2 separate regions of the Homo sapiens genome follow, and region 2 is linked to region 1. A link is a loop called in an ENCODE intact Hi-C map of the cell type or tissue named here. Cell type or tissue: A673. All regions are shown on one strand. Each heading gives the region's core, and the rest is flanking DNA. Links, peaks and the distances in the headings are about the cores only. Region 1 overlaps CPNE8 (copine 8). Region 2 overlaps LINC02406 (long intergenic non-protein coding RNA 2406).

The links. A loop is a pair of places that touch in the nucleus more often than their neighbours do. Peaks named below come from ENCODE experiments on the same cell type or tissue, not always from the same donor. Only the 100,000 strongest peaks of a DNase experiment are listed, where the experiment ranks them.
Region 2: it touches region 1 in a loop (2.6-fold over the local background); 2 of 110 quality-filtered maps call a loop at or near these places.

What each region holds. Positions count from the first base shown.
Region 1 is chr12:38,814,839-38,831,552 of GRCh38, reverse strand. It overlaps CPNE8 (copine 8), which reads left to right. Exons shown (of 20, transcript NM_153634.3): 6 at 2,098-2,174. Among named protein-coding and RNA genes, the nearest start is that of CPNE8, 82 kb to the left of the region's middle. In A673, for the core only: no CTCF peak of the experiment used is centred there; a DNase peak (open chromatin) is centred at 7,652.
Region 2 is chr12:39,096,671-39,113,384 of GRCh38, reverse strand. The region is part of intron 1 of LINC02406 (long intergenic non-protein coding RNA 2406); the gene reads left to right. Among named protein-coding and RNA genes, the nearest start is that of LINC02406, 40 kb to the left of the region's middle. In A673, for the core only: a CTCF peak has its summit at 9,610 (motif pointing right); a DNase peak (open chromatin) is centred at 9,644.

The DNA.
Region 1 (16,714 bases), core at 3,462-11,461:
CAAGTATCAGATGTGGGGTTATTTTTTGTCTCATGTGCAAGTATGGTTTTCACCAAATCCTGTCATTTTTCTGTGTGGTACTGTTTGGGGCCTTAACACTTTGCCTCTTATTAACTACCATAGCCTTCTGATTGATCTGGCTTCTAGTTTTTTTCCTCATTCCTGAAATCACTCTGCAAATAGGCACTTGAGTAATCTTCTGAATACACTGCTCTAATGGTGTCCCTGAATTGGTGAAAGGCTTCTGGTTGCTTCTGATGACCCTAAGACAACTTTTGTGTCTGGTCATGAGGGCCCTCTCTGGGCTTGGCTCTTCATCTCCATTTCTGCTTTTTACTTGAGTCCTTCTCTTTTCTCATTATTCTCTGGCCTGTAACTCTGTTCTGTAAATCTAGAATGTCCAATTATCTTCTCTCCAAGCAATATCTGATCTGATTCCTTACTGGCTCTCAAGAAAGTAATTCCTTTGGGAAAATGTTCCCTTGACTATGCTAGTCTACAGATATCTTTTCCTCCTCTTTTTAATTAGGGCACTTCTCACCCCCACTTTCCCCACCTCCAACACTGAAGAACATAGTTTTTACTTTTGTGGCTTGGTAAGCTTTTTTGTGACTGGGTCTCATTCCTTTCATTAGACTAGAAGCAGAGAGGCAGCATGGCTTGGCATAGTGATTAGGTGAGTAGTAAGCCTTGGGTTTAGACTTGGGTCCAAATTGTAGCTCTGAGCAATTTACTATCTCTGTGCCTCAGTTCCCTTATCTGAGAAATGGGGCCAATACTAGTTCCTCACCATAGGTTGGCTTTTTTCTTTCATCTGAGAACAGTCATTTCTCTGTAAAACTACTAAACTAAATAGATTTGTTTATTTAGTATACTGAACACATTTTGTTTGCCATTAATCCTCTCTGTCCATCCTTCTTAGGAATTTTCTTGGTCGTGTTCAGTACACAAACAATTTAGAGAGATCTCTCACCTTGTTTTAGAACAGGGCAATTCTTTGAACACATACAGGCTAAGCTAGAAGGCACGTGTCTTTCCCTGGAACAACTTCACATTTTCTTGACCTACATATCCAGATGGTGTTGGTGCCCTTATTTTATAGATATATGAGTTTGCACTGTACTTATGGTATTTAAATTCTTATGTGGCATATCAGTCTGGAATCAGAACATCAGAGTTTGTCTTGGCTCTGCTATTTATGGAAAATCAACCTTCTAGAGTTTTAGTTTCTATTTTTTAAATTAAATTAAATTAAATTAAAAATTTTTGTGAGTACATAGTAGGTGTATGCATTTATGAGGTACATGAGATGTTTTGATATAGGCATGCAATGTGAAATAAGCACTTAGTTTCTTTATATGTGAAATGCAGTGTTAATATCAGACCTCTCATTTACAGGGTTATTCTGAGTCTTGAAAATAAGAATCATACGGTTGTATGTTAATGAACGTTATAGTATATTTTACTTAACCCATTTTTAGGCACTTACAATATGCTAGTATTAACTCATGCAATAACTAATTGAACCCTCAGAACAATTTTGTGAGGAGGTACTAATACATTATAGAGAAGAGCAAACTGCAGAGCTTAATTAATTGCCTACAATCACAGTTAGTAAGTGGTAGTACTAGAATAGACACCTGGCAGGTTGGCTGTGGACCCTAGTTGAGGCTACTGCATCACATGACCTTTCTCTAAGTGTTACTGGGATTAGCCACCTCTGCTGTGGGCTTTCTCATTTTGTCTCCTCAGCCAACAATTCCAGTAATTCAGAGGCATCCGAAGTTAAGCCAATTGTGCATTCAAAACCTCCAACTTTTGTCTATTTTGTATTGTAACTTAAAACATAAAAAGAAAACAAATGCAATGCCTGTGAACTCAGAATAACTGCTCTGTGATTAAAAACACAAAATGCTGTGCAAACATGTGAAAGTCACATGGTAAGATTAATGCATATTGAGCTTATTTTACTTATTGTTGGAAGTTAGAAATGTCAATATTTCAGCAATGAAAACAATGCAGATGTATGATGTACAAAACATATACTGTAAAGATAGTTTGGAAACTTATGAGCTTTAATCTTTTTATCTATTTCAGGACTTTCTGGGACAAGTGTTTTGTACATTGGGAGAGATCGTTGGTTCACAGGGAAGTCGCCTGGAAAAACCAATAGTGTAAGTATTTTTTAATTCAGACAATGAAATGCCAACTTTAACAGTTTCTATTTTGTCAGTTTGGAATTGGTGAATGCATGGTTGTGGAGCAAAAGTGGGTTTTAAAATCTTGTTTGAGTTTTTTCTTTTAACAAATAATTTTGACATATTTTTAAAGAATAATTTCTATGTCACCTGTCATATGCTATGCTAAAAAATTTTCACAAGATGAAATGAGCAAATTTAAATAAGGAAATGTGTTGTTTTTCTTTTGGTTGTACTATTAATTATCAGATTTCGTACTTCTTGAAAAAGAGATTTTACTCTTTTGGGTTAGTAAATATATGTAGTAAACTGCTGTTAATACCATGTATTTCATAAATGCACTTTTGGTTATTGAAATTTTCATAATAATTTTTACCATGGAAGTGGCTTGTAGAGAAAGCTGTAAGTAGGTAAATATTGGGAGAAGGTAATCACTAAGAATGGTCTATTCCATCTTCACCTTCAATTACTAGGATCATGTTTAGTTTTCATGTCAATTGCATGAGTTGATTCTGTTTCCTCCAGTTCCAAATAAGGCAGGGAGCAAATTTTAGAAATTTTTCATGGCTTTATTCTCCTTTCCTCCTTCTTCCCCTTCCCTAATCCTGATTATTTGGATTGACTTAACTGTTCATAAAATTCAGAAGATCTAGAAAGAATAGTACATTTGCAGAGTTAACCACAATCTCAAAAGCTTTAGGGAATTTTGAAGTCTTTATCTTCATCAACCTTTTAAGAATCTCAAACTCAAAAAATAAATATTCCAATACTCCATAAATCTGTTTATTTCTGACATAAATACTTGAAATGGCAAGGCATTATTCTCACATTTCTTATATAAAATTAAACTTTTTATTTAGTGTGTTCATTGCTATGCAAGAAATTATTAGGCTAATAAGAATTCTATAAATTCTAAGTTTTTGAAATTTAATTTGATTTCCTTAGAAAATTATTACCGAATGTCAGTTTGAAAACTTTCATATATCAGCTCCCATTTTAAATTCTTTTTGTGTGTAATTTATTTTCACATAATTATAGGACTTGGAAGCTTATTACAAAAATATATTTATGCTCACTTTAGTAAGTAGTAAGCAATCTGTGAGGCAGATGCAAATATTTTATTGAGTGCATATAATTCTAATTGCATCTCCTATTCTAGTGACTTATGCTCACAAGGATTCCTAAGACCACTAAATCTACCTTTTGTTTTTTGTCGTTAAAAAGAATCAATAATATATGCAATACCACCTTAAAGATGCCTTTAACATTCTTCAAGAGAAAACAAAAGCAATTAAAATACAGAATTTTCATTTCCAAGCAACAGAATAGAGATTTTTATGAATGGGTACACTTCTTATTCATTTATTTATTTGTTAGCTTTTATTTTAGGTTCAGAGGTACTTGTGCAGGTTTGTTAGGTAGATAAATTGCACATCACAGGGCTTTGGCATACAGATTATTTCATCACCCAGGTAATAAGCATAGTACCCCATAGGTAGTTTTTCGGTCCTCACTTTCCTCCCTTCCTCCACCCTCAAGTAGGCTCCAGTGTCTGCTGTTTCCTTCTTTGTGTCCATGACTACTCAATGTTTATCTCCCGCTTATAAGTGAGAACATGTGGTATTTGGTTTTCTGTTCCTGTGTCAATTTGCTTAGGATAATGGCCTCTAGTTCCATTACTGTTGCTACAAAGGTTAAAATTTCAGACTTTTTTATGTCTATATAATATTCCATGTTGTATATTTACCACATTTTATTTATCCAGTCCACCATTGGTGGGCATTTAGGTTGATTCCATGTCTTTGCTATTGTGAATAGTGCTGCAATGAACATAAACATGAATGTCTTTATGGTAGAACAATTTATATTCCTTTGGCTATGTACCCAATAATGGGATTGCTGGGTCAAATGGTAATTCTGTTTTAAGTTGTTTGAGAAATCACCAAATTGCTTTACACAATGGCTGAACTAATTTACATTTCCACCAGCAGCATATAAGTGTTCCCTTTTCTCTGCAGCCTCACCAGCATCTGTTATTTTTTGACTTTTTAGTAATAGCCACTCTGACTGTTCTAAGATGATATCTCATTATGGTTTTTATTTGCATTTCTCTAATGATTAGTGATGTTGAGCATTTCTTTCCTATGCACGTTGGCTATGTGGTATACTTTTTTTTTTTTTTTTTTTTGAGACGGAGTCTCCCTTTGTTGTCCAGGCGCAATCTCTGCTCACTGCAACCTCTGCCTCCCGGGTTCAAGTGATTCTTCTGCCTCAGCCTCCCGAGTAGCTGGGATTACAGGCGCACGTGTGGCACCCTGCTAATTTTTTTTTTTTTTTTTTTGTATTTTTAGTAGAGACGGGGTTTCAGCATGTTGGTCAGGCTGGTCTCGAACTCCTGACCTCGTGATCTGCCCGCCTCGGCCTCCCAAAGTTCTGGGATTACAGGCGTGAGCCACTGCACCCAGCCTATGTGGTATACATATTTTTAAATTAGTAATTTTATTGGAAATTTTTATCTGTTTTTTTAACATAAGGAAATCATAATTCTAATTTCAGAAAATGATTAAATTATTAAGTTATAAAAAATTTACCAGTGGAAAATCATATTTATATTAATCTTGGAATATATTAAAAATTTGATATTATTATAATGTGTTGATTGGGGTATGTGGTGAATAGAACATAGCATAAGATATGGTCCTTGTTCAGCTGATTCAACAATTCCCACTAGGTATGACCAGCAAAAATAAATTCTTGCTAAGAGGTGAAGATACCTAGGGTAGACTGGTAGAATATGCAGATGTTGGGAGAATTTGCTGGGGGTTGAGTCATGATCATTTTATGTAATCAGAAAGGATGAGATTTAGATTTTTCTTAGCTCTTGCTAAGGGCGGGGTATAACATACACATATTTCATATAGTGTAATGAGGGAAAGACTTCAAAACTTGTTCATCCAACATGGATCTACAGTAACCACATGCTGTGCTTCATCTATAGGATATTCTGAAATTTAGACAACTTTATTGAAGGTCCTCAGGTTCTATCTTTCTTACTGAAAAAGGAATAATTAATTTGATTTTCTAAGCTTATATCACTAAATTTTATTCAGCCCTTCATCTCCTTGGACAGTCTTGTCAGGCAAATAAACATTAAGAAAATAGTTTAAAGGTAAGATTATTGTTTGAGCAGTGGAAGATTTCTAAATTTTTCTAAGAAAACTTAGCTAGGCAAGTTTTAGTACTAAGTGGGTAAGAAAATGTAAAGCTTGAGTGTAGCAAAGAGATGGACTACAAAAGAAAAAAGCAAAGAAACAAAACCTTAGGAATTGCAGACTGGTTGCAATTACATTCATTAAACAGTAGTGAATTGGATTAGATACCTGAGATAATCCAATAGAGGAAAGAGATGAGAGGGTGAAATGAAATAGGAAAGATTAATTAAAAATGGGAGAGTAAAAGTGAATACGATTAGTTTGCTAGTGGAAAGATATTTTGGCTTTATTAATTAAGGCACCTAGTGACGTGCTATCACTGGATCAGATGTTCCAACGCAGGTGAACAATGGACTGGAAAAAACATTTTGTAGTCACCCTTCGTCTTACATAGAAAAGACTGGCTTTAATGAAAAACTCTAGCTGTGAGAGAGGCATATGTCTGGAGGAAGAACATGTGGATTGAAGAACAAGGTCTGTTGGCTAAGTTTTAAGTTCAGGTACTTTGAGAGAAGATACAGCTTCTATGCAAATAGCATTTTACTCCCTTACCTCAGTCTCAAATGAAAAACACAACCATTCATACTTTTTGTTTGAAAAAGCACAATTGGGTTGAGGAAGAGCAAAATGCTGTTTTCATGGAAGCTTTATCTGCGAATAATGCCAAGATAGCCCTTCAGAGCAGCTGGTCCACTCCATGGAGTCCTAAATTCCACATTCATCCTTGCTAACTCCTGCTCTTCCATGTACTTCACTTTTTTTACTTTTTAACTTTTTTTCCTGAATCAATCTAATAAGCAAATAGTGGGAAGAGATGGGAACATGGGAAGATCTGAGATATTTCAGTGGAAGAGGGAATGGCTTTGGAAGAAATGAAACCAGGGAAGATATTGGAGATGATGCAAGGTCAGGAAGTGTTTTCTTCTCGTGACAGGAAGCTTGGTGACAAACACAACTTCGAAGCCTCCATGTTTTCACATGAATATGTAAGAGTAGTAAAATTTATGAATGCATGACCGAAATAGCCGAGAAATTCACACTGGGGAAATAATAGGTATTTATGGTATAGCTCTTCTATCTATTCTTCATAGTTTCCACTGCCTCCTGCTGCCTTGCTGTGTGAACCTGCCCTGACCAGATATCTTTAACCGTCTGGTTAAAGATAACATTGTAGGACAGCCACTAAACATTCTACTGTTTTTCATGGTCTGGTCCTCATGACTGAGGATAGAAATAGAATTTGCACACTCCTGGTGCTGCAGCCATTACTTTTTGCAATCATGTTTGTGAGAGGTTAGGTGATTTTCCCTATCTGGATGGGCACTGGCTTCTGAATTGCAGCATAGGACACCTCCAGAAGATATCCTGAGGCAGACAGTCCACTTGTAAGTAACACACAATTGATTTATCATGAATTTAAAGTCTTCTTGTGTCCCAAATGTTATTTATCTTAAGTAGCATTATCCAAGTACCTCTTATTTATTAATTTTAGATTAGAGATTTATTTCCCAATTAGTTTCCCATTTATATTCTAAGTTATTCAGAATACTTCCTTGTTTTTTTTTTGCTTTCTTTCCTTTAAATGGCCTAACTTAAATTATTTTCTGATAAGATACTCAGAATAATTTCTTCTAGCTTTTTAATTGCGATTGTGTTGTAATATCTCCTCAGAGATAGTCTTTTTAAATTTATGATAACTGTAAAATTGGGAGATTTAAAGGAGACAACTTAGAATTTGAAATTATTTAATATCAATCAAACTTTTGACAACGAAGTTAGGATTATTGTGAAGGTAAAATGGTTTGTTGTATGTAGCCTTTTGCCTCATTCTATAATGAGAATTTGAATTTAACCTCGGGCTTTTTTACTTTCTGTGTTTTGGTTATTGTTGTCATTTATAAAATTAGATTTTCTCATTTTATTATGGGAAAAAGCATTTCTATTTTTAATATTTTATATGCATAATGATGAAATAATTTGAAATTGATGTTCAATAATTTTTAGTTTACTTTTTAATAGCAGCTTAAGATTTTTGCAATTTCAATAGTCTGTTCTGTTGGATTTAAGCTTTGGGCAAACACGTTTCTCATCTGAATTCCATCCTACACTTTTGGGCTTTTCCTGGAACCCTCCTAAAATGAGTCTTGTGCTACTTAATTTGACTGAAACATTTACTGTGCTTCCTATGACTCATCGGCTCCTCTCTTTAGATCATCCCATTATTATTTAGCATTATACCCACTCAGCAGTGTGTTTTCTCATGCTGTGAGATTGTATCCAATTTTCTGTGATGCTGTCAAAGAGTCGTATGTCTTCTATCTTTAGGGATCTCAGTGATGGATTCGGCAAAGCCTTCCGAAATGCAAGAATCAGCACCGGTTTAAGAAAGATTGCCATTCTCTCCTCTGGGAGGAAAATATTTATTATGTTCCTCAAGTAATAGGCCTATTTGTTCCTGTTACTCTCAGCCAGGCATGAGTGGTTCCATATAAAAGGATCAGGGAAAAAGGCAGGCACTGGTAATAATTAGAAACTAGATTCTTACTCCAGGGAGAAGCAGGATACAATGGGAAGAAGCAGTACCAGCAGTAATGGTACCAGCAGCTGTTTTGACTAAAGGACGTTTAGGAGGGCAAAGGCTATGTTTTTTGTAGGCTGGCAAAAGCACTTTGTGATCTAGGCAGTTGGTAGTGGGTGGAGAATTAAGGGAAGGTTCGTAGATGGATGATTGTGTCCTAACAGGTGAAGAGGACAGGGACAGGGACTCAGAGGCAAGTGATAATTGAAAAACCAGCTTGTAATTGTCTGATAGATGTGGGGATCTCAATTGTGACTTAGGGTTCAAGGACAGAGACAGACAGGTGCTGAAGTACAACAAGATGAAAGCAGGGAGAGGAACAGAGCAGAAAGGAAGCTTCAGAATAAGGAAGAAGACTAAAATAGAAGAATAGTGTTTGAGGGGACTTGAGGCAGAGACTTACAGGGTTGGCTTGAAGATTTGACACAGATGTGGACTTATCCTGAAAGTTAGGCTTTGACTGTGAATGCACTTAGAGATCAAATGTCTGTGAGAAGGAAGAGGAGGAAGAGGGATAGGAGAATGCATAGTCATAAAAGTGGGAAACATACAAACTCACCATAAAACAGGGCATGTTTTTAGCATGCAGCTTTTTGCCTGTAAAAATGTAATCAACTTTGGGGGAAATTTTGAGGCTCAAAGTAATCTTTATTAATTAAATTGATATTGTTATGCTCTCTAATTTACTTCAGTGGGAAGAATATTGGGCTGGACTCAGAAGATGGTGTTTTTAGTCCTATCTCTGCTACTAACTTGCTATTGCAATATTAGGCCGTTTTTACATCTATACTTTTTTTTATGTCTATGGGTCACATTTGTAATAAGAATTTGCTGTAGAGCTAAATAAACAGCCACTGTAATGAAGTTGATAGTACATGAGCTTTGGGAGCAGTCAGACCTGGGTGTTACAATTGATTAGGTATGTAATTTGAGCAAAGTGCATCAAATTCCTGAGACCCAGCTTCCTCATCTGAAATATCTGAATAACACTCATTTAAGAGTATTATTGTAAGTAACATCAATACTTTATACAACTGATTTGTGATGGAGCACATTAGAATTTAATAAACACTCATTGTTTTTATTAAAAATAGCCAGTATCTTTCCTTCCTTCCTTCATGTTTATTTTTCTTAGAGACGTGTTTAGCTAGGAATTCAGCAAGTTTAAGGAAAGGACCGTGTTAAACCAAACTTGATTACACTTATGTAAAGTGGTAAGTATTATCCAAATATAAATATTAAAAACTATTTGTCTGTTTTCAGTATGTAGCTGAACTATCAAATAGGGGAACTGAGTTAGATTTCTTCTTTTCATTAGTTTGGGTTTTATAAGATAGTTTTGGAAATATCCCAAATTTCCCATGTTAACATGTAATTACAAAAAATAATCCAGGGTTCAGTGTCAATTAAGAATAAAATATTTTTTTATTTGCAAAGACTACACAGATGTGTATACATGTTTGTAATCTTCACATGACTCAACACATTAAAAATAAAACCACTGATTGCCTTTCAGATAGATATTAGATACTTCACCAGCCTAGAGTAGAGCTTTAATCTACTTCTGGGAAAGCCTCTCGAAAAATGGTATATTCTTTTTAAAGGCCAAAGATAGAAGGAATTTTAGTACATTTACTCATGTTATTATACACAAGCTTCTGAGGTTTACATATAATCGAAGTTTAATCAAAATGTTGAGTTGAACCACTTTCTTGCATTCATTTTCGAATGTGAGTGAGCTCATTCTCTGGAATGATCTCCAGGGAGGTAAATTGCTTACTCTAAATAGGCAGATTATGTGTATCTGCAGATTCCCATGATTCTCTGCTCTACTCAGATATTCCAGTAGTGACAACTAAAGTCATACAGATGAAGAACTCTTCTGGATGGAAAGGATTGTAAAGGATATGACCAGTCATGAGAGATATAGGTAAAATGAATGAGTTTTTTACAAAATAGCCTTTAATGTCATTGTCAGAGACAAGCCTCAGAATGATTGGTTGGTTGTTCTGACTTGGTGTGACATGTGTCTTGTTCCTATGAGACTTGTGTGCAAATAAGCCCTTTGGGCATCCCAGTTTAGGAAAGAAAAACAAAAGGAAAAATTATTTTACGAATGGTAACTTTATAGAGCAAATAATTTACTGACAGATTCTGGTAGATAGAATCTGAGTATAATAGAGGTTTTAGGGATTGTGTTTTTTAAAAATAATATATTCAACAAATCTTTACTAGGAATTGATTATGGATCAGAAACTGTTAGGTACTAAGTATACAATGATGAATATGCAAAGTTGTTCCTGTCTTTATTGGTTTTTACCATTTATTCATTAAATGAATAATCATGCAACTAAGTATAATTGCATATTGATACAGGCCCTATGAAAATTAGAATATTAGCTTAACCTACAATATGTAGGTCATTTTTAGTATTTTAAACTTTATCATAAATGCAATGGGAAAATTTACGATTTTTTTCAAAGAGGATCATTGACTTCTGTGTAGAGGATGGTTGTATGTGGTTAACAGATAGTTGTTTGGGTTAGGAAGATGAGGAAAAATGGACAGATGAAAAATATGTTCTGAAGGTTGATTTCACAAGGATTGGTGAAAGGTTGATGGTCTAGGTTGAAGAAGATTTCAAGGACCTTCAGGTTTCTTTCATGAGACAGTGGATGTAAGGAGGATGTATGCTAACAAAAGGAAGATCATCCATTTTTGAGGTTGCCATACAGATTGGTGAGCTTTAGTAGTAGATGGGACATTCTGTCCATGTGTTTTAGGTGCCAGTATTCACCCAGAGTTTCAACATTTGCAAGATATTTTTGTTTATATTTGCCTAACCTCATTGGGTTGGATTGAAAACCTGTTGGAAACATTATAACTGAAGGAAACAAGTGATAAGACATGATCTATATTATTTTGGAGGGTGAGTTCTAATAGTATTACCTTTATAGATTCAGCGAACATTCTCAGTTTCACTCAAATAAAGCTAATAAACAGGTTAGTTTTATTTGATACTTCACCAGCCTATAAAACTAATAAAGCTTGTTTATTAGTTTTATTTGGGTGACACTAAGAATGTTCTTAGTTTTCTAAATAAAACTAATTTATTCAGATGAGTTTCTATTTTTCTTTTCTTTCTTTCTTTTTTTTTTCTGAGATGAAGTCTCACTGTGTTGCCCAGGCTGGAGTAGAGTGGCACAATCTCGGCTCACTGCAACTTCTGCCTCCCGGGTTCAAGCAATTCTCCTGCCTCAGCCTCCTGAGTAGCCAGGATTATAGGTGCACATCACCACGCCCGGCTAATTTTTGTATTTTTAGTAGAGATGGGGTTTCACCATGTTGGCGAGGCTGATCTTGAACTCCTGATCTTGTGATCCCCCCATCTTCGCCTCCCAAAGTGCTGGGATTACAGGAGTGAGCCACCACGCCCTGCCAATTCAGTTTAGTTTCCAAATGGTTGCTTTTTGTATAGGAAGTGTTTAGAAGTTATATTGTGATAAAATCTTTCAGAGAAACTACAGTTTCCTCTACAGTGAAATTTATTGCTCCTTTCTTCTTTTTTTTCCTCTTGTGTATGGCATAGTTTGATGATTCTAGGATTCAAAATGCAGGCTAAGAATATTAGTTCTGTAGTTAAACAAACTAATAGGTGAGGAAAGACCTTTATGGACCAACCTTGGAACATAAGCATCACACTTATCTTGGTCTGAGTTATAACGCACTGATAAAATGAGTGTTTGGAAGGAACATTTGGGAATTATCTCTGCTCTTTTTTTTTTTTTTTTTTTTTTTGAGACGGAGTCTTGCTCTGTCACCCAGGCTAGAGTGCAGTGGTGTGATCTTGGCTCACTGCAAGGTCCGCCTCCCGGGTTCACACCATTCTCCTGCGTCAGCCTCCCGAGTAGCTGGGACTACAGGCGCCCGCCATCACGCCCGGCTAATTTTTTGTATTTTTAGTAGAGACAGGGTTTCACCATGTTAGCCAGGATGGTCTCGATCTCCTGACCTTGTGATCCGCCTGCCTCGGCCTCCCAAAGTGCTGCAATTACAGACGTGAGCCACCGCGCCCGGCCCTATCTCTGCTGTTATACTTATTCTCAGGTGGATGTTAGTTATCAAAGCAAATAAAAGGGAGCTGTGAATTGTTATTTTAAGTAATACCAGTGGCTAACTTGATTGCATTATAATAAGTCAGTTATGGCTAGCCATATGCAGAAAACTGAAACTGGATCCCTTCCTTATGCCTTATACAAAAATTAACTCAAGATGGATTAAAGACTTAAATGTAAAACCTAAAACCATAAAAACCCTAGAATAAAACCTAGACAATACGATTCAGGACATAGGCATGGGCAAAGACTTCATGACTAAAACACCAAAAGCAATTGCAACAAATGTCAAAATTGACAAATGGGATCTAATTAAATTAAAGAGCTTCTGCACAGCAAAATAAACTATCATTAGGGTGTACAGGCAACCCACAGAATGGGAAAAATTTTTTGAAATGTATCAATCTGACAAAGATCTGAAATCCAGAATCTTTAAGGAATTTAAACAAATTTACAAGAAAAAATCAAACAACCCTATCAAAAAGTGGGCAAAGTATGTGAACAGACACTTCTCAAAAGAAGACACTTATGCGGCCAACAAACATATGAAAAAAAGCTCATCAACACTGGTCATTAGAGAAATGCAAATCAAAACCACAGTGAGATACCATCTCATGCCAGTTAGAATGGCAATCATTAAAAAGTCAGGAAACAACAGATGTTGGAGAGAATGTGGAGAAATAGGAATGCTTTTACACTGTTGGTGGGAGTGTAAATTAGTTCAACCATTGTGGAAGACAGTGTGGGGATTCCTAAAAGATCTAGAACCAGGAATACCATTTGACCCAGCAATCCCATTACTGAATATATACCCAAAGGATTATAAATCATTCTACTATAAAGACACATGCACACATATGTTTATTGCAGCACTGTTCACAATAGCCAAGACCTGGAACCAACCGAAATGCCCATCAATGATAGACTGGTTAAAGAAGATATGGCACATATACACCATAGAATACTGTGCAGACATAAAAAAGGATGAGTTTATGTCCTTTGCAGGGACATGGATGAAGCTGGAAACCATTCTCAGCAAAGTAACACAGGAACAGAAAACCGAACACTACATGTTCTCATTCATAAGAGGGAGTTGAACAATGAGAACACGTGGACACAGGGAGGGGAACATCACACACCAGCACCTGTCATGGGGTGGGGGACCAGGGGAGGGAGAGCATTAGGAAAAACACCTAATGCATGTGGGGCTTAAAACCTAGATGATGGTTGATGGGTGGCAGCAAACCACCGTGTAACAAACCTGCACTTTCTGCACATGCATCCCAGAACTGAAAGTATAATTAAAAAAAAAATCAGTTACTATTCTACTGGCTTTGCATCTATTGACTCCTCTAACCTTCATAGCACTATTACGAGCTAGACAAGTACTGTTATTATACCCATTTCATCAGAGGGAGAAACTGAGACAAGATTCTGAAAAAACTAAGTTCAAATACAGGGTGTTTGGCTTTCATGCCTGCATGCTTAACCACAGCATTATATTGCCTTCAAAAAAATGAATAAATTGGCCAGGCGCAGTGGCTCACGCCCGTAATCCCAGCACTTTGGGAGGCCAAGGCAGGAGGATCACGAGGTCAGGAGATCGAGACCATCCTGGCTAACACAGTGAAACCCTGTCTCTACTAAAAATACGAAAAATTAGCCGGGCGTAGCGGTGGGTGCCTGTAGTCCCAGCTACTCGGGAGGCTGAGGCAGGAGAATGGCATGAACCCAGGAGGCGGAGCTTGCAGTGAGCTGAGATCGAACCACTGCACTCCAGCCTGGGAGACAGAGCGAGACTTTGTCTCTCACAAAAAAAAAAAAAAAAAAAAAAAGAATAAATTAATGTGTAACTTTAAACGAAATTTAAAAATTTGGTATCACTTTAGTAATACAGAATCATTTACTGAAGAGTCAAGAATATCTCTAGATGCAAGAAGAGCTCCCAGGGAACACCCATTCTGATTTAGGTCATTTCAAGGATGAGGTTCCTTCCTGGTGTCTGTTACCCATGCAACTCTTCCTCAAGCACAGTCCAGTGGCCCACCTTTATCTGAGATAAACAGGGCTCAACTATTTTCCAGAACAGAGCCAAGACAGTCTAAATATAGGAAGGCAATTGGAAGGATTAAAAAATAAATTCATTTTTAGTTTTGGAAATAAGTACTTCTGTTTTTTTCCCCTTATTTGGAAAATCATTGTTTTGAATTGACAATGTGGTAACAAGAAAACTTCACAGTGTTGTCATCGTACCTGGTCATTTTTTCTATTTGATAATTCAGGATGATTTGCCCAGTCTCTAACTCTACAGAGTTTTCTAGGGCTTTCTATCCTTTCAAAAGTTCCTGTTTAATTGGCTCACATATTCCCTGGAGAAAGGGAAGGGGAGAGATTAGACATACTGTTAGTGTTTGTATTCATTCATTCGTTTATTTAAAAAGCTTTTGAGTATTTAGCCTTGATTGGGCTGTGGCATCATTTTAGGTCCAGGTAGACTCAGTGCATCAGGCTGCCCTGAGAACAAATGCCAGTAAGTAAAAATTTCCAATAATCTTGACATTTCACTGTTTTCTTTGATAACAACAATAGTGATTGGACCCTCCCAGTAATTGTGGAGATAGATCAACTGGCTCTCAATTCTTTCACAGTTTGAGGTAACTCTGATGAAAGATTCTAAACATGGACAGCAGTTTAGTAAGTGGACATTCACAAATACAGCTACATTCCAGTATATATTTTTAATCATTAGCAGGAATTTATTTCAATTTTTAAAATAAATATACAATTTCTGGCTAACTGTGAATTGTTAGTTTTTCTGGTATTAGAGTGATGGTTCTTTCTCCCCTTTCTTTCATACTATTTTTGTTTGTTTTAAATTACCAATTTTTCTTTCTTAAGCAGGTCTGCTAAACAACAACAAAACAAAGAACCTTCAATAGTTGCTCCTGTTAGGTTTTTATTAATTCTCCTGTATACTATGACACAGGGAGTCCACAGCATGCTGGATCAAAGAACCTGAACAAACTTCTAAAACTCAATCAAGAGGCTGAATACCTTCCCCCATTTCTTTCTTTATAGAACAATTGTAAAGAGACTTCAAAAGAAAACATTATATTCTTTGTATTGTAGAGACCTGTTGTGCCTTGTAAATAGTAAGAGTTCAATAAATGTTTATTGCACTGAATTTTCCAGGATAATAGTCACATTTATATGTTTCCTCTTTTTCTCTTGATTATTTTAAGTATCTCTCCTGCACATTATAACTTTGCACTTGTTTCCCAAGACTTAGGAATTTTAAAATTCAGACTTTAAAAATACAGAATTTTAAAATTATAATAGCCTTGCTACATGTGTACCTTACCACATTATAAATGCAAACTATGATTTTAGTAATATTAGAAACCTCATATTTCTGTAGATGGATAGATAGATAGACCTAAGTTATCAGAGCACAACAATTTCTTGAAACATTTTTGACATATGTGGTATGTAAGAGCTAGGAATATGCTACTCTATTCAATAATTGTTTATTTTTAAAAACAAAATCTGAATCTCCAGAGGTTGAGCAGTTTACTTTGTTTTTGTTACTGAAAAATCTATGTATTACATAATTTATTGTACTCCTTATGATTCCTTACCATGATAATAACTATTTTGCTTTCCTTTTAATGTCAACATTTACATTCTAACTATAAAATGAGATCCCATTTAGTCTAATTACTATGTTAAAAATTACCGGGTAACAGATGGATTTTTTGATGAGCATAGTGTTTTAAATTTTAAACAAAAGTTGCAATTTTAGTTTCTGGCATATGATGTATTTTAACAGTGAGCATAGTGTGTTTCATGTGTGACAGCGAATTTATTAAAATCTTAGAAATGACATGTTGTTAATAATTTGAAAATAAAAAACTGCATAGAAAGATAAATGCATCTGCTTTAAATTAAATGAATCATTAGTTTTAAACTGTACTTGCATGCATCTTTTATTTTTAGTTGAGGAAAGATTGAATGACATGTGAAAAGCTCTTGGGCACAGTGTGATAGAGGATTAGATAATAAATATGACAACTAATATTTAATATGATATCTACTCAGCGTAAAAGGTGAGATTGTAAAAATAAAAGGCTAGGAGTGGTGAGAAGAGGAAAGGGTAAGTGCTGGGGGGCTTGAAAAAAGTTATTCATAATATTTGGAGAAGCTACTGAGCAGAAAAGGAAAATGTGCTTGGAAGGGTCACAGAACATTGCAGATGGAGCTATGGCTGGAGCCCAGGACCCAGTGGTGGCACCAGCCTGTTTGGCTCTGTAGTAGGATCCTGCAGTGCTCACACCACATGAGTCTGCCTAGGTGCAGAGAGGGCAAATAGCTGGGGTTGACGACACCATAGAAGGATGAGGTCAGTGTGAAAGGGTATTGAAGATGTGACAATAAATTTAATGAAATGTGTGACCAAAGCAGAAAGTATCATACGTAAGGTATTGCAGGTCTTATGTGGCTAACTTAAAAATATATATATATAAAGTTAAAATTGTTGACATATTCACTACCAAAATATAATTGTTTCAATGGGGTCCATGATGAACCTACAGAGGTTTCTAAGAGGACACT
Region 2 (16,714 bases), core at 5,878-13,877, 280 kb before region 1:
TGTTACTGACTTGAAAATATACCAAGTACAGGCTGGGCACAGTGGCTCACGCCTGTAATCCCAGCACTTTGGGAAGCCGAGGCAGGTGGGTCACCTGAGGTTGAGAGTTTGAGACCAGCCTGACCAAGTTGGAGAAACCCCATCTCTACTAAAAATACAAAATTAGCCGGGCATGGTGGCACATGCCTATAATCCCAGCTACTAGGGAGGCAGGGGAATTGCTTGAACGTGGGAGGCAGAGGTTGCGGTGAGGCGAGATCACGCCATTGCACTTCAGCCTGGGCAACAAGAGTGAAACTCTGTCTCAAAAAAGAAAAAAAGAGAAAATATACTAAGTACATACTGTTGATTAAAAAAAATAAGTAACAAATATATAAAGTGAAAGAATCCCTTTAATGTAAAATATCATTTTTATATGTATATCTTTATATATTTCTAAGAAGAGATGTCTAGACAAAATTATATGTATTTATACAATTCATATTTTATGTTTGTATATTTTTATAAAGAGATATTTAGAAAAATGCTCACTAGTATGCTATATCTTAATAGACATATGTATAGATATACCTACTTATATATGTATGAAACATTTTATATACTTATGTGTTTCTATATGAAAATGTATACAAAAATGCTCATCAATAGTCCTGGTTTATGGGCTTTCAAGTTATTTTAAACTTTCTTCTATTTTTTGTTTTGTTTGACTTTTTAAAATGATAAATGCATATTATTTTTATTAAAACATACCAATAACTTAGTCTCAGTAACTCCTCACAGACTAATAAATCATGACCTCAGTATCAAAAAAGAAGGAATAAAATACAAAGAATTAGAATTCTGATATAGCAAGCAATGTATTCTCTTTTTATTCATTCATTCAACAAATCTTCATTGGGTAGTAGATATTGTGGTAGATACCTGGGGGAAAATGATAAACGAAGTCGTTTCAGTCTCTAATATTAATATACAAAATGCTTTTGACAGCCAGTTCCAGAGCCCTAATGGAATCTACTGCTTCCATCCATATGCCTGTTACGGCTGTAATTGTGTTTGTGTTTGTGTTGGGGGAGGCAAAGAGATGGGGTTAAGTGGAATGGTTAGGAAGCCCATCGCCCGAGCCATTCACTGTACTTTGCTGACAACCATGAGCAGACAGTTCCTGTAATCCCCTCATGGATAAAGCTAAATGAGATCAGGCACAAGGAAGTACTTTATTTAGGTCACTATCTCCTTTCTCAGAGGCCTGGCTCTGGAAATCTCTGAATACAGGATAATTTATGATTTACACTCAGAAGTAGTGTGTTATGTATGTCCTGGCCTCTATGGGTGCACAGACACCCACGTCCTCTCCCACACTATTCTTTTACACCTTCCATGAAAAGTGTTTATCAGACACATTGCATAATTCAAAGTAAAAAAAATGGGGAAACTTCATTTCGAAAAGGAGAAATTGACAGTGGCTAAGAAAGTTTGAAATGTAATTTTCAGCTCCCTTGACTGTAACCTGAAAAGCCTTGAGGTAAATTCCTTTCTTGTCTGAGGGCTTGGTCCAATTATTTTCTTTCTTTCCCTTCCTCCTCCATCACCCTATCCTCACCCAACAATTTGAAAATAAACTGCTGCTTGGACCTGACAGGCAGACCTATCAGAGCAGGAGCACAGTCTAAATACATATTCTTGATGCTGGGGTAGAAAGGAGATCTAGGAACTTGGAATGTTTCCAAGAACTCAGCAACATTCGAGGAGTTACGAGGTGTTCTGTGTGTCTGTGTGTATAAGTGCCCAGGTTTATTTCTAATGCAATTTTTTTTAGAAGGGGTGCTGCTTTATGACATGACCCTCCTAGGTGGCAAGAGGAAATTTCTCTAACTTGATTTTGATCTTGGCTTTTCTATCTAAGGCCAGTTTAAATGGTTACAAGATGAGAAAGCAGCGAACTCCAGGTATCTTATCATCTAGGGTAGTAGTCCTCAGCCTTTTTGGCACCAAGGACTGGTTTCGTGGAAGGCAATTTTTTTCCTAGACCCGGAGGTGGGAGTGGATGGATGGTTTCAGGATGAAACTATTCCACCTCAGATCATCAGGTATTAGTTAGATTCTCATAAGGAGTGTGCAATGCAACCTAGATCCCTCACATGCACAGTGCACAATAGGATTCACGTTCCTATGAGAATCTAATGCTACCATTGATTTGACAGGAGGTGAAGCTCAGGCAATAATGCTCACTCGCCCAATGCTCACCTCCTGCTGTGCAGCCCAGTTCCTAACAGGCCACAGACTGGTAGCAGTCCATGGCCCAGGCGTTGGGGACCCCTGTTCTAAGGTTAAAATTTTTGTTATTAAATAGGATCATTCAGAAAATGGAGAATTGTTTTCCTTTGCCCAAGAAAATATGACTTTTAGGAGTTTTAAAGTTTTATTAGTAATTGCTCAACTTTCAAGTAACATAATATTTATTTCTAGGTTTATAATTTTCTTCCTTTAAAAGAGTATTAAGGAAGGAAAGTTAATTGGATTTAAGGACTTAGATTAGATGGTCTCTAAGGTCACTCCAGATGGTCTCTTAATCACATTCTGTGATTAAGTGGGTAGGTTTGAGATTTTACTTTATAATCTGTGGAATTAGGCTGGTAATAGTGCTATATTAAAGGGGTGTCTGGGATGATAAAAGGCACTTGCCTCTCTCATGTTAATGGGTAAGATAGTAGGAAAACACCAAATTGTATTTGATAGTTCATTCATATCCCTACTTTGTCTTTCCCTCATTTTTATCACATGACAAAATAAGGGTTAAAAATTAGAGTTATCATATAGCTATTACATATCATCCACAAATCTGGATTCATAGTTAGTATAAATGTCCAAGATCTAAGAATCAGAATTCTGTTACATGGAGTCACATGGATATGATATAGAACAAAGGGCTGTAAAAAGGAGAAGGCATTTCAAGCAGAGGCAAATCTATTCATGACGGCAAAGAGTTGTGCATCGATGTGATATTTAGGTACCTGTAGGTAGTTCATCATGGCTGGACCAAGGGGGATATATTATGTTGGGGAGGAGGCAGGAGGGAATGAGTAAAGGCCAGGGCTAGAGTGGTAGTCAGGGGTCAGATGTGAAGGGCCTTGAGGGCCCAGCTAAGGAATTATGATTTTGTTCTTAAGGCTATGCTGATCCATGAAAAATTATTGACAGACTCTGAGTTGGGAATGACATGTCTGGTAGATAACTGGGTATGCTGATTTGTACGCCAGCTAGTCAGGGGCAGGAGAATTAAATGCCACAGTCATCAGTACATGAATGATCATCTCTGGGTCCTGGGAGAAAAGCGACAGGAATACAATGGTTATACTATGATACACTCGCCTTCTCTTCACCCACCCCAACTCCCACTGAGAAAAATCAAAAGAAGGATGGGACTGAGGAGTTCAGCTCCACCTCTTGCCCCGTGTTAGGAAGGCAGAGAGCGCTCCTTCCCTCCTGGCTTCCCAGGTTGGACCGTGGTATAGCTGTGAAGAGCTCCATGCTTTTCCAAAGCTGCTTTGGTTTTTCGCTTTACCAGACATTATCCACTTAAGAACAGGGTTGAAGGGAGCAGGAGTGGCTAATATTTTGATTTTTTGGAGTCAGAGTCTCACTATGTTACCCAGGCTAGTCTCAAATTCCTGGGCCCAAGCGATCATCCTGCCTAGGCCTCCCAAAGTGCTGGGTTTACAGACATGAGCCACTGTGCCTGGCCTGTTTGTTGTTATTATTTTGTTTTGTTTTCTTGTTTGTTTGTTTTAACGCCATTAAGAAAGCCCAGCAAAGAATAGGGGATATGTTGGTTATAGTCCAAGGACAGATCACCAGACTTTCTTGGAAAGGAAGTGCTGGTAGATTAGCTTAGAATATTTTTGTATCCCAGAAAATCTAGTGCACAGGTCTATGCCAGTGCACATCTGTTGCTACGGCTGGACCTAAGCAATTTTGTCAAGTACAGCTCTTTGATAAATACCAGTATTGAGAGGTGATCACCTTCCAACCTCCCTATCAAGTTAAAGAAAGCAAACCTGAGACCAAATGTTGACCATGCATACGAGATCCATTAAACAAACATTAAGAAGCAGATGTAAAACAATTCATACAGTCCATTCTGTATGCTTAGTGAATTCCTGGCTCTCTGTTCTATTCTGTGTTCTAACAAGACCTAGCATGAAATATTTACTCAAGGCAAATGTGACAATATTCTAAAGGCAGAAAAAAGTTAGATTCATAATCAGTATCAGGCATCCTAAATCCTTTAACTAAGTGGCTGGACGTAGCTTTGTTACAGAATAAATCTTTGGGAGACTTTCCAAAAAGCAAAGGGCTTACTAGAATCTCATATTCATTTGAGGATTGAAGTAGATGTAATATATTTTAGTCAATTCATATATTTTGATTTTCATCATTGAGAATTCTATTTTGAACATCTGTTGTCTAATTAACAGTCCACAAATTTTCACCAACATTTTTCCTAGCATTCATTATGCTAATTTAAGTCTTTGGTATTGATTGGAAATAATGACAGCAGAAAGGCTTGCAGTAGCAACCTCTGGAGTGTGAATGTTTCTGATTAAATGCTAGCTGATCAGGCCTGGAGTGTGACTTCCAGATTACGGCAACAAACTACTCCTATAGTGTCACTTAAACTAATACATGAAGATTATCACATTGTCTGTGCTGAAGTGTTTTAAGTTATAGAGCTCATGACACTTACCTTGGTTAACATCCTAGCCTACTTGCTAGTAGGAGCTTCCCTAAAATCCTCCCATATTCCTGGTCAACTGGGTGGCAAGGACACATAAAAAAAAGTATTAAAACTGGTATGTTACTGGTGCTCCTTTAAAGCAAAGAGAGCACTTTACATTAAACCATATCAAAATGGCCTTGTTACTTTGCATTCACACTGATTAACTGATTTATATTCTACAGGAGTACAGCTTTGGTTGGTAAAATGGTCCAAAATTCAATATGTCAAAGCACAGCATATATTTAATTAAATAATTTGATTAATAGTGCTTTAGAGAGCACACTTGACATTTACTTAGGAAATCTGATTCCTTTGGGAATTGTTTACTGCTAAGACATAAGTATAAATTTATATTAATGTTGCCTTCCAAAAGCAAAATTGCCTTTCCTTCAATAAACAGATCATGTCAATTTTGGTCATTTTTAAAAATCGAGAATTGATGAGTGTTTTCGTGTTGTTTTTCAACAAGGCCAGGTAAAATACAGTATGCCCATTTCACTATGGCGGGATAAAATGACATCTTTTAGTATAGGACAACATTGCAACTAAATGTTTTGGAAACTCTTATTGATATTTTTGTTTAAAAGATTACTTTTTAAAGTAAGAGTAGCTTAGGCTACCTACCAAATCTTTATTTCTTTATTTTCTGATGAGTAATAGCTTTATTTGATTACACTTGTAGTGAAATGTGACAGAATATGTAAATTCAACTTAAAATACCACAGAAATGGTTTTTCTCCTTACTTGAGTTTATTAATAAAGTACAGGACTTCCCACCTCTCTCTATGGATTAGTTCTGCTGTGTAAGGCAACTGATAGACTGTAATTGTATTTGTAAATATTCTTCAGATTGTCCCCTTTGCTACTGATGAGGAAAGGACAAAGAATCATTAGGTAAGACATTACTGAATGAGACCCTAATTACATGTGAACAGTTCTACTGAGCAATTGGGTGTGAAGCTGGAGACAGGCAATGGGTAGAGTAGAAGTAAGGTTCCCAGATAAAATATATAGTTAGTTTGAATTTTGGATAAACAACACATGATTTTTTAGTATGAGTATATATGTATGTGTGGGACATATTTACACCAAAAAATTTTATACCTTATTTACGTGAAATTCAAATTTAACTAGGCATTCTATACTTTTTGTTTGTAAAACGTGGCAACTTTAGGTAAGAAGTGGGGGGTGTTGGAAGTTTATATTTTAATTTCTATTTTTGTCTGCATCTTGAACATTGTTTTTCTAAAAAGTGATCTTAAATGAAAACTTCTTTAGGAAATAATTCTGGACTGAGATTTGGAGGATTTTTTTGTTTTCTACCTAGGACCTTGTGAATTTTTCTTTCTGAAGCCTGTAATTCAAAATGATGAGAAAAAGCAAGCACACTTCAGTTGTTTGGAAATGAGTAACTCAGGGAAACTGGAGAGGAAATGGATGGACTCTAATGCTGGATCATTGGTAAAATCTGTAGATTGTCACACCACTTGAGCTCTGGGAGGCTCTACATTAATTATTTAAAAAAATGAGATTTAAAATCAAATATACTTGGGTCCAACTACAAAACTTATGATGTGACTTTGAACATTATTGTCTTCCCCAATATAATGAAATGAATATAACAGTAGTAATCCTGTCATGTGTATTGAGTCAAATAACAATTATAAAATTCTTGGCATAATACTTGATACACACAAAATACTACAAAAAATGGCAGCTTTGTTCTCATGCCTTTTCAAGTCAAGTGTGTTTTGCAAATAAGTTGGGTATTTATTTTCTTAAAAATAAATAAACAAGAAAAAAATGTAATAATACCAGTTCAGGGAAAATATTTTATTTAATGTATAAATTAGGCTAAGAAATAGGGACAGCCTGTAGCCCCCAGCTGCTCAGGAAGCCGAGGCAGGAGAATGGCCTGAACCCAGGGGGCGGAGCTTGCAGTGAGCCAAGATGCCGCCACTGCACTCCAGCCTGGGCGACAGAGCAAGACTCCATCTCAAAAATAAATAAATAAAATAAAATAAAATAAAATAAAAAGAAATCTATTTTTCATAAAAGAAGAAAGAACATGAACAATTTTGCTTGTGATGTATTTTTTCCCTGTTAAAATTTTCCCCTTCATTGTATTTCTAAAGCTCTATGAATTTTCATCTAAACTCCTCTTTTAAAATATTTCAGTATGTGTCACTGATACGGTTTGGATTTGTTTCCCTGCCCAAATCTCATGTGGAATTGTAACTCCCAGTTGGAAGAGGGGCCTGGTGGGAGGTGATTGGATCATGGGGCAGATTTCCCCCTTGCTGTTTTCTTGATAGTGAGTGAGTTCTCACAAGATCTGGTTGTTTGAAAGTGTGTAGCACCTCCCCCTTCACTCTCTCTTTCTCCTTTTCTGGTCATATAAGACATGCTGCTTCCTCTTTGTCTTCTGCCATGATTGTAAGTTTCCTGAGGCCTCCCCAGCTGTGTATGCTTCCTGTACAGCCTGTGGAACTGCGAGTCAATTAAACCTCTTTTCTTTATAAATCACCTAGTCTCAGGTAGTTCTTTATAGCAATGAGAGAAGGGACTAATACAGTCACCAATAATATTCATTTTCCTTGTTACTAAAAAGCTAAATTTATGTCATCAATAATAATGTCAGATCTAGAAGTCTATGGAATTTCAATGCAGAAATATTATATTCCCAAGTAATCAGAAACCTGTGAGAATTTTATTCTTATTGTTACTATAATAGGATACTTTATTTATTTTTATTTCATTTTAATAATTATTTAAAGTATTGCACTCATCCTAAAACTGATGATACATTGTAAAAAAATATGCTATGATGTGTGATTATTGTAGCTAACCATAACAATAGTAACCTTGTGATAGAATTGATATGATGTACCTATGCTTTTTTTCTCAACTAAATCAAAATATAATAATCTGGTAAGGCAAAGTCTCAGAATCTCAGTGGATGGAATTGCTGTTCCAAGGTAGTGCTCTTTGGGTTTTGTATGAATTAACATCTGTTTATGTTGACTAAACCATCATTCCGATTTTGTGGATGAGATCACCCAATTCATAAGTCCTCCTTTTGTGAACTGAGGAGGCTCAGTGACTTAGAAGAAACCCAATTCTCTTCAACTCCATATCTGAATCTTTCTGGGATTTTTGCCATCTAACTGACAAGGTTTAGGGAAGTATTTTCACTTAATAGGAAACTACATTTATCAGTCATGTCCTAGGTGCTGAGAGTAGATGGACAAAATACTCACACTTAAACAATTTTCAGTTACAGGAAGATGGACCACTGGTATGTATGGTGTGGGTGGAAGCAAGTGTGGTGTAGAAAGGCAAGGAGATAAAGGAGGCAAGGGAAGTCTTCTGAGCTGAGGCTTGTAAGTGAGAATAGACATGAGCCCCAATGACTTGGCAACACCAGCCACTTCCTGAAGGTAAAAGAATTGGAGCAGATTAAGTTAAAGATCTCCATAGAAAATGATTCATCTAGAAGATCGTAAGAGGAAAATAAATAGGCAAATATTGCTTAGACTAACAGCGTTAGAATTTTTAGACATTTAAAGCAAATTCTTCCTCATTAACACTTGACTAAAAATAACAATAGAAATAATATTGGGTACAGTCAGCTGTCCATATCCATGGGTTCCACATCTGTGGATTCAACCAAGCACAGATCAAAACTATTGGGGAAAAAAACCTATCTGTACTGAACATGTACATGTACTTTTTCCTTGCCATTATTCCCTTAACAATACAGTATAATGACTATTTACATAGCATTTACATTGTACTAGGTATTATAAGTAATCTAGAAATGATTTAAAATATACTATATTTTAAATGCTATGTATTTAATATGAATATGCTATAGTATAAAATACTATTGCCATTTTATATCAGGGACTCGAGATTTTGGTACCCACAGGAAGTCCTGGAACAAATTCTCCATGGAAACTGAGGTCAACCGTAATTTATCTGCATTTAATATGTACCAGGTACTGTGCCTAAGCTCTGTGTACGTTATCTGATTTCATACTCACTACAGCTCCTTAAAGGATCATTGTCCCCATTTGGCAGATGAAGAAGTTGAGGCTAAGGGAAGTTAAGGACTAGAGCTCAGGCTAAAACCTAAGTTTCGCTCCTTAGCCTGTAGTATCATTTTTATAAACTGCTCCTCTTTAATTCAAGGGACAGCTTGCTTGGTATTCTTCTTCTCGTCACACGAAGAAGGCAGAATAGACTGAAGAAATCAACAGAAGTTCTTAAAATTGAATTATTAGCATTATCTTCTATGCTCTTTCACCCACACATGAAGAAAATATATGCACTCAGCCACTTACTCAGACAAAGAAGGCTAATAAATGATTTGTTTCTTATATTAATGGAATTAAAAAAAGCAACAGTAAGTCAATTATTTGCCTATTGGCATAGCCCCAGAAAACCGAATCCGTTTGGACGGCTAAAGTGGAAATAGTTGTCTATTTACAACACATTTTTAATGCTCTACTGTTTCAAGTGTTTTTTTTTTGTTTGTTTGTTTTCTTTTTTCCTCCGTCTGAAAAGGAGGTTGGAAGCTTTATTGTAAATACATTGGGTGATGAGATCCATGTCTTAGTGGATCAGTGTTTTAAAGATTTGTAGGTGGCTAAACCTGTTTGGGATAGGGATAACAGAGCAGGGAAGAAGATGGAAATTAGGCAAATACAGAGCCAATCAAATGTCAAGAACCGGAAATGAGGATAATTTTTCTGGCTGTATTTATTTACAACTCAAGCTGCAACATGAACCCATCTGTGAAAATTCCATTCCTTGGGAGACACTCTTAGAGTAGTCTTCAATGTTTCCACCAGAGGGCAGTAATGTCCTCTGCTATATCTTGAGTGGCGGTGACTATTCATCAGTCGGATGGAACAGTGGGAGAGTGATCTACCCAGTCTACATTTAGACTGCAGGGTGAATTTGGTACCAAAACCCAAACAGAAGACAAAGCAGTGATATTACAGCAATAAACATGAGCTGTAAAGGCTTTTAAATCAAAACTACGAACAATAATACATTCGTCAAAGTTGATTGAATCGGGATGGTATTCAAAATTCGGAGTATGGTTAATCCTGGAAGATGCCATCAGCAGTGTTCAGTGAGCATGATGGCAAAATCCTGGTATCTCATGAAACCACAGGAAGATCATCTTTCAGAACAAACAAGAAATAAAGATAGGGCATTTCTTCTAAGACGCTCAAATATCCAAATCACCTTGCCTTGTGCCGTGGGGTAGGTCTCTTGTGTCTAATTACACCTGTCTCTCATTCCACTATTGCAGATTGGTTTAACTGGAATTAGACACTAAGATGGAATCTGAGGTGCAAAATGCTCACAATGGTCCAACACCTGGGAAAGGAGGTGGGAGAAAGCAAAACTGTCGAGTGTATGAAATTGAAATGTGATCCAGGCCTGGCAAAGCCTTGACCAATATGCCTAAGAGTCCTGGTGCAAGGATTGCCCACCAGTGTTCTGTATTACATGAACCTGACTAGGTCTTTATAACCCTGCTTCAGTCTCTCCTGGATGTGAGCTGCCCCAAGAAGGGCTAAGGAAGTCTCTGTAGGAGCTGTGAGATGAAGGCTATGTGAATACCTGAAATGGAACTTTTCTTATTTGTGACAGATGAATTTAGTCTTTGGATGTAAGATAAAGTGGGCCAAAGGGCTCCTGCTTTGTCATTCCAAAAGAGTCCTTCTTCAATGCAGTCATACTGCAATTTTTCTAAGAAATAGTTTTGTCCTGTGATTGTGATGGATTTCCTTTTCCATAAAATTACGTAGCTGAAAGAATGACAAAGGCTTACTCAGCTCAACCTACTCAGTTTACAAATGTGGAATGTGAAGTCTATAAGAGTTAAGTAACTTATTGGCAATTACACAAGTAAGTTAGTAGCAGAGTCAGAATTCAGATCTCATTAGATTACTCAATCCAGTACTCATTCTAATTTGCCAACATGTACCAATCTAGCCACACACTACTGCCAAGATTTTTTTTTTTTTTTGTAATCAGCGACATCAATAATATACTAGCTTCTCTCAGCAGTGGATGACTCAATCTGGAAATCTATTCTGCCCCCATTTTTAGCTGTTGACATCTTTATTTCAAGGCCAAGTTCAAATGCTATCTCCATTCTGTTTGGTTGAATTTTCCTTTACTTGGTAAGGAAGGAGGTATCGGTTGATTCAAGTTTTTTCCTGGTTGGAAGCCAATGGAGAGCAGATTTAATGAAACTCTTCATGCATACCATTAGTGGTGGGGGAAAAAATTAGAAAACTAGGAGCAAGAGGGGAGGAAAATAAAGTATTTAGCTAAAGAGAATTCGAGTTATGACTCAAGCCCATTTTTAAAAATTATTATTTCAGTAATACTATGAAGAGAGCACAGATTCTTTTTTATTTTATCATTATTTTTTAAATTTCAATAGTTTTTGGTGAACAGGTGGTATTTGGTCACATAAATAAGTTCTTTAGTAGTGATTTCTGAGATTCTGATGCACCCATTACCTGAGCAGTGTATATTGTACCCAATGTGTCGTCTTTTATCCCTCACCCCTTTCCCTCCCATTCCCTCAAGTCTCCGATGTCCGTTGTATCATTCCTATGCCTTTGTGTCCGCATAGTTTAGCTCCCACTTACGAGTTGCTGCAGATGCCATCATTTTATTCCTTTTTATGGTTAAGTAGTATTCCATGGTATGCATATACCACATTTTCTTTACCCACTTGTTGATTGATGAGCATTTGGACTGGTTCCATATTTTTGCAGCTGTGAATTGTGCTGCTATAAACATGCATGTGCAAGTATCTTTTTTGTATAATGACTTCATTTCCTCTGCGTAGGTACCCTGTAGTGGGATTGCTGGATCAAATGGTAGCTCTACTTTTAGTTCTTTAAGGAATCTCCACACTGTTTTCCATAGTGATTGTACTGGTTTACCTTCCCACAAATGTGTAAAAGTGGTCCCTTTTCACCACATCCACACCAACATCTATTATTTTTTATTTTTTGATTATGGCCATTCTTGCGGGAGTAAAGTGGTATCACATTACAGTTTTGATATGCATTTCCCTGATAATTAGTGATATTAAGCATTTTTTAATATGTTTGTTGGCCATTTGTATATCTTCTTTTGAGAATTGTCTATTCATGTCCTTTGCCCAGTTTTTTTGATGGGATTGTTTGTTTTGTTCTTGCTGATTTGTTTGACTTCCTGGTAGATTCTGCATATTAGTCCTTTTTTGGGTGTTATAGATTGCAAAGATTTTTGTCCTACTCTGTGGGTTCTCTGCTTACTCTGCTGATTGTTTCTTTTGCTGTGCAAAAGTTTTTTTTTTTTTTTTTTTTTTTTTGGAGACAGAGTCTTGCTCTGCCTCCTAGGCTGGAATGCAGTGATGTGATCTTGACTCACTGCAACCTCCACCTCCTGGGTTCAAGCGATTCTCTTGCCTCAGCCTCCTGAGTAACTGGGACTACAGGTGCGCACCACCACGCCCAGTTAATTTTTGTATTTTTAATAGGGACGGATTTCACCACGTTGGCCAGGATGATCTCGATCTCAAGACCTCGTGATCCACCTGCCTCAGCCTCTCAAAGTGCTGAGATTACAGGTGTGAGCCACTGTGCCCAGCCAGAAGCTTTTTACTTTAATGAAATCCCATCTATTTATGTTTGTTTTTGTTGCATTTGCTTTTGGGTTCTTGGTCATGAAGTCTTTGCCTAAGCCATGTCTAGAAGGGTTTTTTTAATGTTATCTTCCACAATTTTTATGGTTTCAGGTCTTAGATTTAAGTCTTTGATTCATATTGAGTTGATTTTTGCATAGGGTGAGATGAGGATCCAGCTTCATTCTTCTACCTGTGACTTGCCAATTATCCTAATACCATTTGTTAAATAGGGTGGCCTTTCCACACTTTGGTTTTGTTTGCTTTGTCAAAGATCAGATGATTGTAAGTATTTGGCTTTATTTCTGGGTTCTCTATTCTGTTCCATTTGTCTATATGCCTATTTTTATGCCAGTACCATGCTATTTTGGTGAATATGGCCTTATAGTATAGTTTGAAGTTGGGTGTTGTAATGCCTCCAGATTTGTTCTTTTTGCTTAGCCTTGCTTTGACTATGCAGGCTCTTTTTTTGTTCCACATGAATTTTAGGATTGTTTTTTCTAATTCTGTGAAGAATGATGGTGGTATTTTGATGGAAATTTTATTGAATTTGTAGATTGCTTTTGGCAGTATGGTCATTTTCACAATATTGATTCTGCCCATCCATGAGCATAGGGTGTGTTTCCATTTGTTTGTGTTGTGTATCATTTCTTTCAGCAGTGTTTTGTAGTTTTCCTTGTAGAAGTCTTTCACCGCCTTGGTTAAGCATATTCCTAAGTATTTTATTTCTTGCAGCTATTGTAAAAGAGATTGAGTTCTTGATTTGATTCTCAGCTTGGTACATGTTGGTATATAGCAGAGCAACTGATTTGTGTATATTAATTTTGTAACCTGAAACTTTGCTGAATTCATTTACCAGTTCCAGGGTCTTTTTGGATGAGTCTTTAGGGTTTTCTAGGTATACAATCATATCACTAGCAACCAGCGACAGTTTGACTTCCTCATTACCGATTTGGATGCCCTTTCTTTCTCTTGTCTGATTGCTCTGGCTAGGACTTGCAGTACTACGTTGAATAGAAGTGGTGAAAGTGGGCATTCTTCTTTTGTTCCAGTTCTCAGAAGGAATGCTTTCAGCTTTTCTCTGTTCAGTATAATGTTGGCTGTGGGTTTGTCATAGATGGCTTTTATTACCTTAAGGTATGTTCCCTCTATGCCGATTCTGCTGAGAGTTTTAATCATTAAGGGATGCTGGATTTTTTCAAATGCTTTTTCTGCATCTATTGAGATAATCATGTGATTTTTGTTTTTAATTCTGTTTATGTGGTGTATCACATTTATTGACTTGCTGATGTTAAACCATCCCTGCATCCCTAGTATGAAACCCACTTGATCATGGTGGATTTTCTGTTTGATCTGCTGTTTTATTCTGTTAGCTAATATTTTTTTGAATATTTTTGCATCTATGTTCATCAGAGATATTGGTCTGTAGTTTTCTTTTTTTGTTATATTCTTTCCTGGTTTTGGTAGGAGGGTGATATTGGCTTCATAGAATGATTTGGAGAGGATTCTCTCTTTCTCTATCTTTTGGAATAGTGTCAATAGGATTGTTACTAACTCTTTTTTTGCATGTCTGACAGAATTCAATTGTGAATCCATCTGGTATTGGCCTTTTTTTTGTTGGTAACTTTTTAACTATCATTTCAGTCTAGCTTCTTGTTATTGGTTTGTTCACAGTTTCTATTTCTTCCTGGTTTAATCTATGAGGGTTGTATATTTCCAGGAATTTATTCATCTCCTCTAGATTTTCTAGTTTATGCATGTAAAGGTGTTCATAGTAGCCTTTAATGATCTTTTGTATTTCTGTGGTATCAGTTGTAATATCTCCCATTTTGTTTCTAGTTGAGCTTATTTGGATCTTCTCTCTTCTTTTCCTGGTTAATCTCACTAATGAGCTATCAATTTTATTTATCCTTTCAAAGAACCAACTTTTATTTTGTTTGTCTTTGGTATTTTTTGTTTCAATTTCATGTAGTTCTCTTCTAATCTTGGTTATTTCTTTTCATCTGCTGGGTTTGGGTTTCATTTGTTCTTGCTTCTTTAATTCCTTGAAGTGTGACCTCAGATTGTTTATTTGTGATCTTTCAGACTTTTTGATGTAGGCATTTAATGCTATGAACTTTCCTTTTAGTATTGCTTTGCTGTATTCCAGAGGTTTTGATAGATTGTGTCACTGTTATTGCTCAGTTCAAATAATTTTTAAGTTTTCATCTTGATTTCATTGTTAATCTAACAATCATTCAGGAGCAGACATTTAGTTTCCATGTATTTGCATGGTTTCGAGGGTTCTTTTTGAAGTTGATTTCCAATTTTATTCCACTGTGGTCTGAGAGAGTTCTTGATATAATTTCAATTTTTCTTAAATTTGTTGAAACTTGTTTTGTGGCCTATTATATGGTCTATCTTGGAGAATGTTCATGTGCTGATGAATAGAATGTATATTCTGCAGTTGTTGGGTAGAGTGTTCTGTAAATATCTGTTAAGTCCATTTGTTCTAGGATATAGTTTAAGTCCATTGTTCCTTTGTTGAATTTCTGTCTTGATGATCTGCCTAGTGCTGTCAGTGGAGTATTGAAATCTCCCACTATTATTGTGTTGCCATCTATCTCATTCCTTAGGTCTAGTAGTAATTGTTTTATAAATTTGGGAGCTCCAGTATTAGGTGCATATATATTTAGGACTGTGATATTTTGCTGTTAGACGAGTCCTTTTGTCATCACATAATGTCCCTCTTTGTCTTTTTTAACTGCTGTTGCTTTAAAGTTTGTTTTGTCTGATCTAAGAATGGTTACTCCTGCTTGCTTTTGGTGTCCATTGGCATGGAATATCTTTTTTCACCCTTTACCTTAAGTTTATGTGAGTCCTTATGTGTCAGGTAAGTCTCCCAAAGACAGCAGATACTTGGTTGGTGACTTCTAATCCATTCTGCCATTCTGTATCTTTTTTTTTTTTTTTTTTGAGATGGAGTCTTGCTCTGTTGCCCAGGCTGGAGTGCAGGGGCACAATCTTGGCTTACTGCAATCTCTGCCTCCCAGGTTTAAGCGATTCTCCTACCTCACCCTCCCGAGTAGCTGGGACTACAGGTGCGTGCCACCATGCCTGGCTAATTTTGTATTTCTAGAAGAGATGGGGTTTCACTGTGTTAGCCAGGATGGTCTCAATCTCCTGACCTCATGACCTACTTGACTCAGCCTCCAAAAGTGTTGAGATAACAGGGGTGAGCCACCGCACCCAGCCTTTGTATCTTTTAAGTGGAGTATTTAGGCCATTTACATTCAATATCTGTATTGAGATGTGAGGTACTATTCTATTCACTGTGATTGTTGCCTGAATACTTTGGATTTTTTTTATTGTGTGATTGTTTTATAGGTCCCTTGAGATGTATACTTTAAGGAAATTCTATTTTGATGTATTTCTAGGATTTGTTTCAAGATTTAGAACTCCTTTTAGCAGTTCTTGTAGTGCTGGCTTGGTAGTGGTGAATTTTCTCAGCATTTGTTTGTCTACAAAAGACTGTATCTTTCCTTCATTTATGAAGCTTAGTTTCACTGGATACAAAATTCTTGTCTTATAATTGTTTTGTTTAAGGAGGCTAAAAGATAGGACCCCAGTCCCTTCTAGCTTGTAGGGTTTCTGCTGAAAAATCTGCTGTTAATCTGACAAATTTTTCTTTATAGGTTACTGATGCCTTTGCCTCACAGTTCTTAAGATTCTTTCCTTCGTTTTGACTTTAGATAACCTGATGACAACGTGCCTAGGCGATGATCTTTTTGCAATACATTTCCAAGGTGTTCTTTGAGCTTCTTGTGTTTGAATGTCTAGATCTCTAGCAAGACTGGGAAAGTTTTCCTCAATTATTCCCTCAAATGTGTTTTCCAAACTTTCAGATTTCTCGTTCTCCTCAGGAACACCAATTATTCTTAGGTTTGCTCGTTTAACATAATCCCACACTTCTTGGAGGCTTTGTTCATTTTTTTAAAATTATTTTTTGTTTGTTTTTGTTGGATTGGGTTAATTCAAAAGCCTTATCTTTGAACTCTGAAGTTCTTTCTTCTACTTGTTTGATTCTGTTGCTGACTTTCCAGTGCATTTTGCATTTCTCAAAGTGTGTCTTTGATTTCCAGAAGTTGTGATTTTTTTTTTACTTATGCTATCTATTTTACTAGAGATTTTTCCATTCATATCTTATATATATATATATTTTTTTAAGTTATACTCTACCTTTCTCTGAT